Linked DNA regions of Homo sapiens: region 1 is linked to region 2. A link is a loop called in an ENCODE intact Hi-C map of the cell type or tissue named here. Cell type or tissue: Caco-2. All regions are shown on one strand. Links, peaks and the distances in the headings refer to the core of each region. The heading gives the core; the rest is flanking DNA.

Region 1 (5,385 bases), core at 99-5,098, 59 kb after region 2:
CTGGTGGGTGGCTCCATGATGCCATCAGAGACCCAAACCATTCATAGCTTTCTGCTCCTCCTTATCCTTAGGCTCACAGGATGGCTGCTCACCTCAGGACATCACATCTACATTCCAGGTAGGAAGAGGACATGCAGGTAAAGGGAAAATGAAAAGGAACATTCTAGCTGAGTACAGGAAAATGATAACTTTCCAAGACACCCCTTCTTTACCAGTAGACTTTCACTTCTCACTAGCCAGAGATAGGTCTTACAGCCATCCCAGCATCAAGACAATGAAATGGTTTTAGTTAGAGCACACTAACTTCATCCCACAGTTAGGCTCCTCCTACTGAAGAAGAGAGGAGAATGGATACTGAGTAGGAGGTCCGCCCAAACATTATTATCCCTGTTTTATAGAAGAGGAAATGAAGGCTAAGACAAGTCAAGTGACTTGCCCAAGGTTACACAGCTGCCAGAGGGTAGAGTAGGGTTCAACTACCTTCGAGTCAAAGTCCACGTCGTGGGCAGTTCCAGAGTTACATTGCTCATCGGAGCTCACACAGCACCATTCAGCTTATAAATACCTATGGAATGCTCTGGTGCAGGACACCCATGGCCTTTGCACAAGATGACAGAGGGGGTGGTGACCACCTCTCTGAGGAACCATTTAGAAGCCAACACAAGAACACACACCTCTGTTGACAAAAGCTGGCTTTGGCCACCCAGCACAGCCAATATCCTGCAAGAGAGCCCATGTGGCCCCAGTCTGAGAATAACCAAATCTTAAAAGTTCTCTCTATCAATCTCCTTAAGAAAATGGAAAAGCTGGGCCGGGCGTGGTGGCTCATGCCTGTAATCCTAGCACTTTGGGAAGCCAAGGTGGGCAGATCACGAGGTCAGGAGATCGAGACCATCCTGGCTAACACAGTGAAACCCCATCTCTACTAAAAATACAAAAAAAATTAGCCAGGCATAGTGGCGGGCACCTGTAGTCCCAGCTACTCGGGAGGCTGAGGCAGCAGAATGGTGTGAACCTGGGAAATGGAGCCTGCAGTGGGCTGAGATCGTGCCACTGCACTCCAGCTTGGGCGACAGAGCAAGACTCCATCTCAAAAAAAAAAAAAAAAGAAAAAAAGAAAATGGAAAAGCTGGACTAAAATGTACATTACTAATGAAAGTAAAGCTTAGCTTTTCTTTAAGAAAGGACCACTGTATAATTATGATGTTTAAATTCTGGATCTGATCAGAAATGTAGGCCAACACCCTCGCCTCTCAGCTGGAGCAAAGCAGATATGGTTGTCACCAGGCGACCACAGCCCCATCTCTTTCTTTCTTAAGGTTTATTTGATGTTCAGTAAATTGGCCTTTGAGGTCCCAGTTGTGATTAAAACAGCCTTCTTCAGTCCTTCTCTTGTTCACGACTGACATACGTACCAACTTGGGGGCACAGCTTGGAGTGTGGATCTGGAAAAGACACCATTTCCACGCCTCTGGCCCTGACCCTCCACATGTGTGGCATATGCTGGCAGCTCCTGCCTCTAATTCCACATCATTGCACAAAGCAAGCAAGACTTTGAATCCACCTTGGTTTTGTCCCAGTTTATAGCTTTCAGAAAGCCAGTGGGCTAGTGCAAATGAGCCTCATTTTATAAATAAATGGTGGTGATGGTGACATGATTAAACAGCTTGGGGTCAGAAATGTCAGGGTTTCACTCCCAGCTCCACCAGCTCATAATGTGGATCATTGGCCAAGCCCTTTAACCTCTCTGTATCATGACTTTTCCACTGGTGTATTAGTGTTCTATTGCTGCATAACAAATTATCACATATTTAGTGGCTTAAAACAACACCTGTTTATTATGTCATGGTTTCTGTGGGTTGGGAATCTGGGTGTCTTAGCTAAGTCCTCTTACTCAGAGTCTTATCTGGAGCTCTGGGATGTCAGCAGAATCTATTTCCTTACAGCATTAGTACTCACGGTGACTTGCTTATTAGCAGGCCTCCAATCTCTAACACTTCTTTTAAAGGGCTCACCTGATAAGGCCAGGCCTACCCAAGATAAGCTCCCTTTTGATTACTTTAGAGTCAGCTGATAAGGAAACTTAGTCACATCTGCAAGAGTTCTTCACCTTTGCCATCATATAATCACAGGAGCGACATCCCATCATATTCATGGGTCTGGCCCACATTCAAGGAGAGGGGATTATATAGGGCAGGCACAATAGGGGGCAGAATGTTGGCATCGTCTTAGAATTCTGCCTTCTTCACCTTCCTAAAGGAAGATACTAATAGGACCTACCTCATATGGTTGTTTTGAAGATTACATGAGGTGTTCAGTGTAACAGTAGGTACCCAGCAAGCAGCAGCTACTGTAATTATTGTAGCGTTTTTGACTAGCTACCACATGGCAGGCCTCATTCTAGGAGCTGGGGATTCGGAAAACTGTAACACAAACCTTGCTCTGAAAGAAATCATGACATTTCTCTAGCACTAATAGTTTCCACCCAATTCAAAAGTTGGCAAAAAGCAATAAAGCTTTAATCCAACTAAATGACTTTTTTATATAAAGATTCAGGGTTTGCTTGACTTGTTGGAACCACTGCCAAAAATAAAAAGTGCTGACTGTAATCAAATACTGTAATCCACAGGATTATTATTTCCACTCTCCAGAGCCCCCTGGTTTGACTGCTATTTTGCAATCGGAGGAGCAGCTATTTGGCGCTAGTGCTCCAGCATGGGTAAATGCCAACTCAGGGGTGTCTCAGCCTAGGCTGCCCACATCTGAGTTACCTGGAGAGCTTGTCCAGGATCCCACTTGCCAAAACTCAGATGCAATTGGTGTAGAGTGCACCTGTGTGTTGGGATTCTTTTAAACCCCTCAGGAGGCTCCAGCATACCACCAGGGTTGAAAATTCCTGCTCTAGCCAAAGCTTGATAGTTTCCCAGTGGTCTGAAGACTGAATTCCCTTTTTAACAAAACTGTTAAAGACATGATAAGCCAAAGAGACACGAGCAGCGATAACACATTTTTCCATTTATTTTCAGCAAAGGGATTGAAATTCAACACGTCGCACACCTTTTCAAGCCACTATCGCAGGTCTGGATGTTGAATGTAATTCTGCTACTTTTTGCAGATAACAGCTTGTCTCTGGGTAGAGAAAGGCTGGGATCGTATTGAGAAAAGATTAAATTTCCCACATATCCAGAAAAGCTGATGGTGCTCAGCATGTATTCTGCTTGCTCATCTGATGTTCACTCTGTCACCTACAAGTATTAAGCACCTACTCTATGTCATGCTTCATGCTGGATGCCAAGGCTTCAAAGATCAGTAGAACCTGAATTTTACCTTAAAGAGACTAGAGTCTAATGTCAACATGCAAACTTGCCTTTTCTGTACCAGAGGAGAAATGCTTCTGGCATCAAGGGCATGGAACTAATTTTGAGGTTATAAACAATCTTTAGAATTTGTCTCAATTTGGCTAGGCGCAGTGGCTCATGCCTGTAATCCCAGTACTTTGGGAGGCTGAGGTGGGCGGATCACGAGGTCAGAAGATCGAGACCATCCTGGCTAACATGGTGAAACCCCATCTCTACTAAAAATACAAAAAATTAGCCGGGTGTGGTGGCAGGCACCTGTAGTCCCAGCTACTCAGGAAGCTGAGGCAGGAGAATGGTGTGAACCTGGGAGGCAGAGCTTGCAGTGAGCCAAGATGGTGCCACTGCACTCCAGCCCAGGGGACAGAGCGAGACTCCGCCTCAAAAAAAAAAAAAAAAAAAAAAATTTGTCTCAATTTTCTTTGAATATGTCTTCTCTCTTTCCAGGGTCTCATAACTTCCAGAGAGCAACCCCTTTCCAACTTCCCCTCCTTCTCCGCCCACTCCCCCCAGCAAAAAAAACAAAATTGTAATTAATGATGGGAACTTAAAAATTGCCCAGACTTCCTAGTTATCTCACAAGGAAACAGGGCAACACAGAGCCCCAGCCTCCACTTCTCCCACCCCTCCGAACCCCCAGTTCCTTCTCCCCTACAAAGGAACAGTCTCTACAATCCAGAACAAGTCCTGAGCTAGGTGGGGGCTCATGGCTTCTACGTGCTCAACATTCCCTGCTGCCAGTAGGGCCAATTGCAAATGCAGCAGAAAGCAGATGCTTATTGATTTGGGCTTTGGCAAAAACCAAGGAAGCTGGATTCCTCTTTTGAGATAATGCTGAGCCAGTAGCAGCTGTTAGAAACAGGAAGCCGTGTGGACTCTGGTGTCATAAAAGTAAGACTGGATTTGACGTGCCAATTGCCTGGGATCCAAAGGGGAACTTCTCTCCACTCCTCAGAATGTCATATGTTTCTACAAAGACCTGAGAGGCAACCCAAGAGGCAGTTCAGCTGGAAGGAAACCAGAATTCCTGTTCAGACAAAATGCTCTCCTAAACCCTCACCCCCTTCATTTGTATAGTAAACCTTTATGGAGAGCCTACTAGATACAAGATACTGCACTAAACTATGCCAGTCCATCACCTCCCCACCCCCACCAACGAACATTTTTTTAAATATCAGAATCCCACCATGGTCTCAGAATTCAGCGCCTTGGCAGACTCCAGAAAGAATCATCCTGAGTTATTTTTTAAATGCCTACTCTGGTGTCTTGAGAAAACTGCTACATTAAGCTTACTTTATTCTCTATTTTTAAATTCTGTTATAGTGGTGCTTCACTCTGGGCTGCTGGAAACATTCAGGAACCACATCAGCAAACACCACCCCCGTTCTCCATAACATCAGCTCCTTCCATCTAGGGAAAAGGAAATGATCCACACCTAAGGTCATAGCTGGCCCAGTAGAGGAAAATGTCAAATAAAACCCAGAAATGGAGAGTCGCCATTATTTACCCCTTTGGTGCATATGTGTAGGGGAATAAACAACTCTCTCCATTACATTACATCATTACATTACATTACATTACACTACTCATCCACAACATTAGGAAGTCAGATTGCATCACACCCCTGAAAGCTGGCCAGTGTGAAAATGAGTGCTTAAGGGACATGAGGATGAAATTGTTTACTCTAGGAGTTAAGGTATGTTTTCCTCTAACAGACAGGGGCTGTGTATCCCTAAGTTGGTTTAAATGTGGTCATAAAGTCTAGAATATGACCTGGAAGACTTCAAGGTCCCTGGAAGCCACAGATTTCATAATGGAGTTAGGCAGGCAAGTCCAGGCTTGTTTCTTTTCAGACTTATCATGGACCAGTTATCTAGCCTGAAAATGGATTTTGAAATTGCTGGGGAAACTTCAAAATTACTCATTTCTATCTTGGAAACTAGCTCCAATCTCCTTACAACAGGAGGTGCACTGAGGCATCCCCTAAGACAGGAGTCAGCAAACTACAGCCCACAGGCCAAATTTGTTC
Region 2 (5,385 bases), core at 268-5,267:
TGGTGGTGCATGCCTGTATTCCCAGCTACTCAGGAGACTGAGGCAGGAGGATTGCTTGAGCTTGGGAGGTTGAGGCTGCAGTGGGTTGTGACTGTACCACTGCACTCCAGCCTGGGCAATAGAGTGAGAGTAAGACTTTGCCTCAAAAAAAAATTACATTCTAGTTTTAATGAGACTTTCATTATATTACGTCTGTGAATATGTATGCATTTGTGAATAAATAAAATAAATGTGTTACTACAGGCATTTCAAAAAGTTTGCAAGCCACTGCTGCCTTAAGGAGAACAAGTCTTTGCTACACATGCAAACTCAGACCTATTGAATGACATTAATCTTAATAATCTTAAAAACCTAAGAGAAAAGAGAATTGTAGAGTGTCACATCATTCTAATGCTCATCAATTATATAGCAGTTCTACACACAGCACATTTTGAATTAACCGTATGCATCTGATTAGAGTTTTTCAAACAGATGAGTTATGATGTGAACCACTATAATATGCAAGACTATGTCACATGGTACATAGGATAATTTTTTAAATTTTGTGTTTATATTAGGAAAATATACCTAGCACATTCAATAGCAATGGAAATGGACAGTGAACAGTTGGAGTTAGGGAAATATTGAAATATCTGGCTGGATGAGTTGCAGAAACTAGAGATACACACCAATAAATATGTCCTCTCTGCTGTCTATAGAGATGACGTAGCTTCTACTTCCTTCCTTAGCAGACTCTCTGGGATTTTTTCCTCCTTTGCCATTTGAACAGAGAATCCCAGAGAAATCCAATTTCCCCCTTTTTCTTTCCAGCAAGAGCAAACACCAAGAGACTTGGCCATTTCTTATCCTCCTCTTCCGTGCTTTCTGAGTGTCTATAAAGGAGAGATTCTTGGTGTTTGAAGACCACAGATGCCTCCTTCAAAAGTCACATGAAGGACTGGGCCTGTGGGCCTCGTGGCTCATGCCTGTAATCCCAGTGCTTTAGGAAACCATGGTAGGAGGATCCCTTGAACCCAGGAGCTACCCAGGTGTTTGAGGTTACAGTGAGCTGTAATCATGCCATTGCACTCCAGCCTGAACAACAGAGCAAGATCGTGTCTCAAAAAAAAAAAAAAAAAATTACACGAGGTGAAACCCCAGAAAATTCATCAAAATATCAAAATAGTGTGGAGTCTTGTGGAGTCTTTTTTTTAAAAAACAGATTCAAATAGGAGAGCTATCCGGACTACCCATTCCTGCTTCTAACTTCTGCCAGAAGTACTGGACAGAAAAATACCAATGTCAAAGGACAAAGGGTGTCACTCCTGGGAAGGAGCTCTGACCAGCCTTTTAAACTTTGCCTTACCTTGCATGGCAAAGAGTTCTGATTAGAGAATTGCAAACACTTGCAGGCGAATATCCTGCAATAGCAACAACAGCAACCCTGGGAAAACACCCTATTTACTATGAAACGTATTCTACATGTCTTCGTTATGATGGTACTGGGGGAAGTCATACAATGCATATGGTAGGCTGGTAGCAACACATCAGAATCTAACCCAATGTTACAAGGAATATAACTAGAAATGGTAATGCACCTGGTCCAACCTGAAGTGTTGTTGAATCCATATTAATGAATCAAATGAAAAATTATTTATATCTGTTAATGTTCAAAAATATATTTTTCACCTATGCTAATGTTGCTATCAGTTATGGTTAGGTTTTGTTTGTTTGTTTGTTTGTTTGTTTGTTTGTTTTTGAGACGGAGTCTCGCTCTGTCGCCCAGGCTGGAGTGCCGTGGCACAATCTCGGCTCACTGCAAGCTCCGCCTCCCGGGTTCACGCCATTCTCCTGCCTCAGCCTCCCGAGTAGCTGGGACTACAGGAGCCCGCCACCACACCCAGCTAATTTTTTGCATTTTTAGTAGAGACGGGGGTTTCACCGTGTTACCAGGTGGTCTCAATCTCCTGACCTCGTGATCCGCCTGCCTCGGCCTCCCAAAGTGCTGGGATTACAGGCCTGAGCCACCACGCCCGGCCAAGAGTGATGGTTTATGTGTCGACTTGGGCTAGTACCAGTTATTTAACCAAACACTGGTCTAGATGTTGCGGTGAACGTATTTTGCAGATATGATTAACATCCAAAATCAGCTGACTTAAAGTAAAGGAGACTATCCTAGATAAAATTTGTCGACCTCATTCAATCAATTGGAGGCCTAAAGAGAAAAAAACTGAGACTTCCCAGGGAAGAAATTTTGCCTCAAGATGGCAACATCAACTCCTGCCTGAGTTTGCAGCCTGCGGCTTGTCCTACAAATTTCCAACTTTCCAGCCCCTACATTTGCACCAGCCAATTCCTTAAAATAAATTTCTCCATCTTATGCACGCATATGCTCTTGGTTCTGTTTCTCTGGGGAACTCTGATTGATTTATTACATTTTGCTAAAAAATAATTCCGGGTGTCAAGACACAACCCAGGCCTGATAGTGCTGCTTTTTGTTGCAAAAGGGAACCAGTCCCATTTGCTCCATCCCTCGGAACTGCTGATCATGTCAAGTAGGGCTCGGCAGTGCTCACACACAACTCAAGGTGGCGTTCATGCTCTACTAGAAAGAGCCAGGCTTCCTAGTTGCCGGCCACGCCTCACAGACTTTTCCCCTCAGATTTCAAGACAGCCCAGTGACTCAGCAATGGGAAAGAGAAAGCATAAAATTTGGACCGTGAATACTGCAAACATATCCAACACTATCAACAGGAAAATTCACTTTGGGAATGAATGCTTTCTTGGGAGCCCCATTTCTTTGGTAGGATTTAACCTACTCTAAGCAAATAGTCACTCGGACAGTCCTACAAAATCCCCCACATAATAGGAATATGGTTAACTCGCCATTTTGTCTTGTTTCTGCCTGCCACAAAAGCTAGGCCACCTACTCATTGTTCTAGATTTTCTTACTTTTCAAGTTTTCAGGGTTGTCTTTTGGAAATTTAAGCCCCTGGAGCCCGAGGGTGCTGCACGCATGCCTGCATGTTCATGCACACAGGGCATGACTCACCCTGACCCCAGGATGTCAGCTGCCCTACCCGCGGTCCTGGAGAGACAGACACTGCCTGTGCCTGCTCTGCAAACCCCTTGGTTAATCCTGCTGGTGGCCAGGACCATAACCTGCCATTAGGCCATGTCCTTGACCACAGAGTGCAAAACAGTTTAATGGTACAGGCTTGTTTAATCCCTGTATTGTTTTGCAAGATAAGTTTGAGATGTCTTTACTTTTTAAATTTCTGCTTTGCATGTGGGGAAACAGGACCAGATATGCTGAACGTAACGCAGTGATTCAGAATTAGAATGAAGGACTCTTACCTTCAGTTAAAGGTGCTAACCTCCCTAAATCTCTCCCACGAAAGTCTTCCCTTTTCCCCGCCACTGCTGACCTTCACCGTATACATATAGTATTTGCTTGTTTATTTTTTAGAGTGTACACATTTACATAAGCACACAGATCAATGTCTGTGTTCCTGCAGTTTTAAACCATGTGCCAATGGTGCAGTGTTACTGCCATGACCCGAAATTAGAATCTTTTACATTAGAATCTGACTTTTACAATATACACACAGTCTCCCTCTTAAAGATACATAATTCAGAATAGCAGGTGGAAAGCCCTGAGAAATCCTATCCAAAATAAAAAATGTAATTCTATTTAATCACATAATTTCTTAATTTACTTGAACAGAGATCATTTTTTTTGCACTGTACTCTTTAATTTAACATCAGTAACATTCCCTGTAGCACCCTTTTGGAAATGCTGAATAAAATTAGAATTTTTTTATAACATAAAGTTAGGTGTGTAGACAGTGACCACCCCTCCCCTCCAATAGTCCACCTTACTATGCAGAGGAATTTCAGAGTTCACAGAATTAGTCTTAGAGATAGTTGGATTTCTGTGGCTTCCCAAAGCATCCCAATGGTTGACAAAAGCCAAATCCCATAGCAGTTTTCTAATCCTGAAATTAAGGAGCAGAGATCAGCTTACGTGGGTTAAATAGCACTCTCTTGGACTTTGGATAGGCCCTTCCCTTCCTAAGCACACAGGCATCTCCCAAGGTCCCCTTGAGGCCCCTCCAGCTGTTCCAGCCTTGGCATCAACAGGTGACTCCCACTCCTAATCCTTTGGAAATGTCCTCCAGCCATTTTCATTCCCTTAATTCTTGAAAGGTGACTTGATTACTGGGATATTCCTAAAAATCCACTACATTTTTTACTTTTTTTTAATTTTCATTTTAAATTCTAGGGTATATGTGCAGGATGTGCAGGTTTGTTACATAGGTAAACAAGTGCCATGGTGGTTTGCTGCACCTGTCAACACATCATCTGGGTATTAAGCCCAGCATGCATGAGCTATTTTTCCTAATGCTCTCCCTCCCCACATCCCACTCCCTGACAGGCCCCAGTGTGTGTTGTTCTGCTCCCTGTGTCCATCTGTTCTCATTGTTCAGCTCCCACTTATGAGTGAGAACATGTGGTGTTTGGTTTTCTGTTCCTACATTAGTTTGCTGAGGATAATGACTTCCAGCTCCATCCATGTCCCTGCAAAGGACATGATCTTGTTCCTTTTCATGGCTGCATAGTATTCCATGGTGTATACATACCACATTTTCTTTATCCAGTCTATCATTGATGAGCACTTGGGTTGATTCCATGTCTTTGCTATTGTGAATAGTGCTACAATAAACATATGCATGCATGCATCTTTGTAATAGAACGATTTATATTTTTTGAGTATATACCCAGTAATGGGATTGCTGGGTCAAATGGTATTTCTCGTTCTAGATCTTCGAGGAATCGCCACACTGTTTCACAATGGTTGAACTAATTTACATTCCCACCAACAGTGTAAACGCGCTCCTATTTCTCTGCAACCTCACCAGCATCTGTTGTTTCTTGACTTTTTAATAATTGCCATTCTGACTGGTGTGAAGGGGTATCTCATTGTGGTTTTGATTTGCATTACTCTAATGATCAGTGACACTGAGCTTTTCTTTTTTTAATCTAGCCCCAAATGAAAGCCAACTCCAGGCAATGACTTTTCTCCACAATGATAAAAGCCCTCATTCTCACAGAGGAACACACCCTTCATCCCTTTTATTTGTCCAAGAGAGTGGGTAGCTTTGTACCCACTAACGTTTCTCACACTACTCCTGGTGGTCTTTCATACCCATAGGAGCTAGAAAGAGGTATGGACTTTGTTTGAAGTGTTTTAGGGGTCAGAGACCTTATAACAATGACCCTACATGGCCAGGAATTTGTTGTTGAATATAACTGTATGTTAGTTTTCAAACTCTGGATCATCTCAGAAAAACATTGACTTAGAAGGAATAAAACTACTGGGCAACGGTGGTCATCCCACGCTGA

The links. Peaks named below come from ENCODE experiments on the same cell type or tissue, not always from the same donor. Only the 100,000 strongest peaks of a DNase experiment are listed, where the experiment ranks them.
Region 1: a loop joins it to region 2, with 4 times the contacts of the local background. A loop is called at or near these places in 2 of 110 quality-filtered maps.

The regions. Positions count from the first base shown.
Region 1 is chr17:68,697,800-68,703,184 of GRCh38, reverse strand. No RefSeq gene overlaps it. Among named protein-coding and RNA genes, the nearest start is that of LINC01482, 72 kb to the right of the region's middle. In Caco-2, for the core only: no CTCF peak of the experiment used is centred there; DNase peaks (open chromatin) are centred at 2,004 and 5,084.
Region 2 is chr17:68,757,238-68,762,622 of GRCh38, reverse strand. No RefSeq gene overlaps it. Among named protein-coding and RNA genes, the nearest start is that of LINC01482, 130 kb to the right of the region's middle. In Caco-2, for the core only: a CTCF peak has its summit at 2,563; DNase peaks (open chromatin) are centred at 2,582 and 3,052; H3K4me3 peaks cover 517 bases.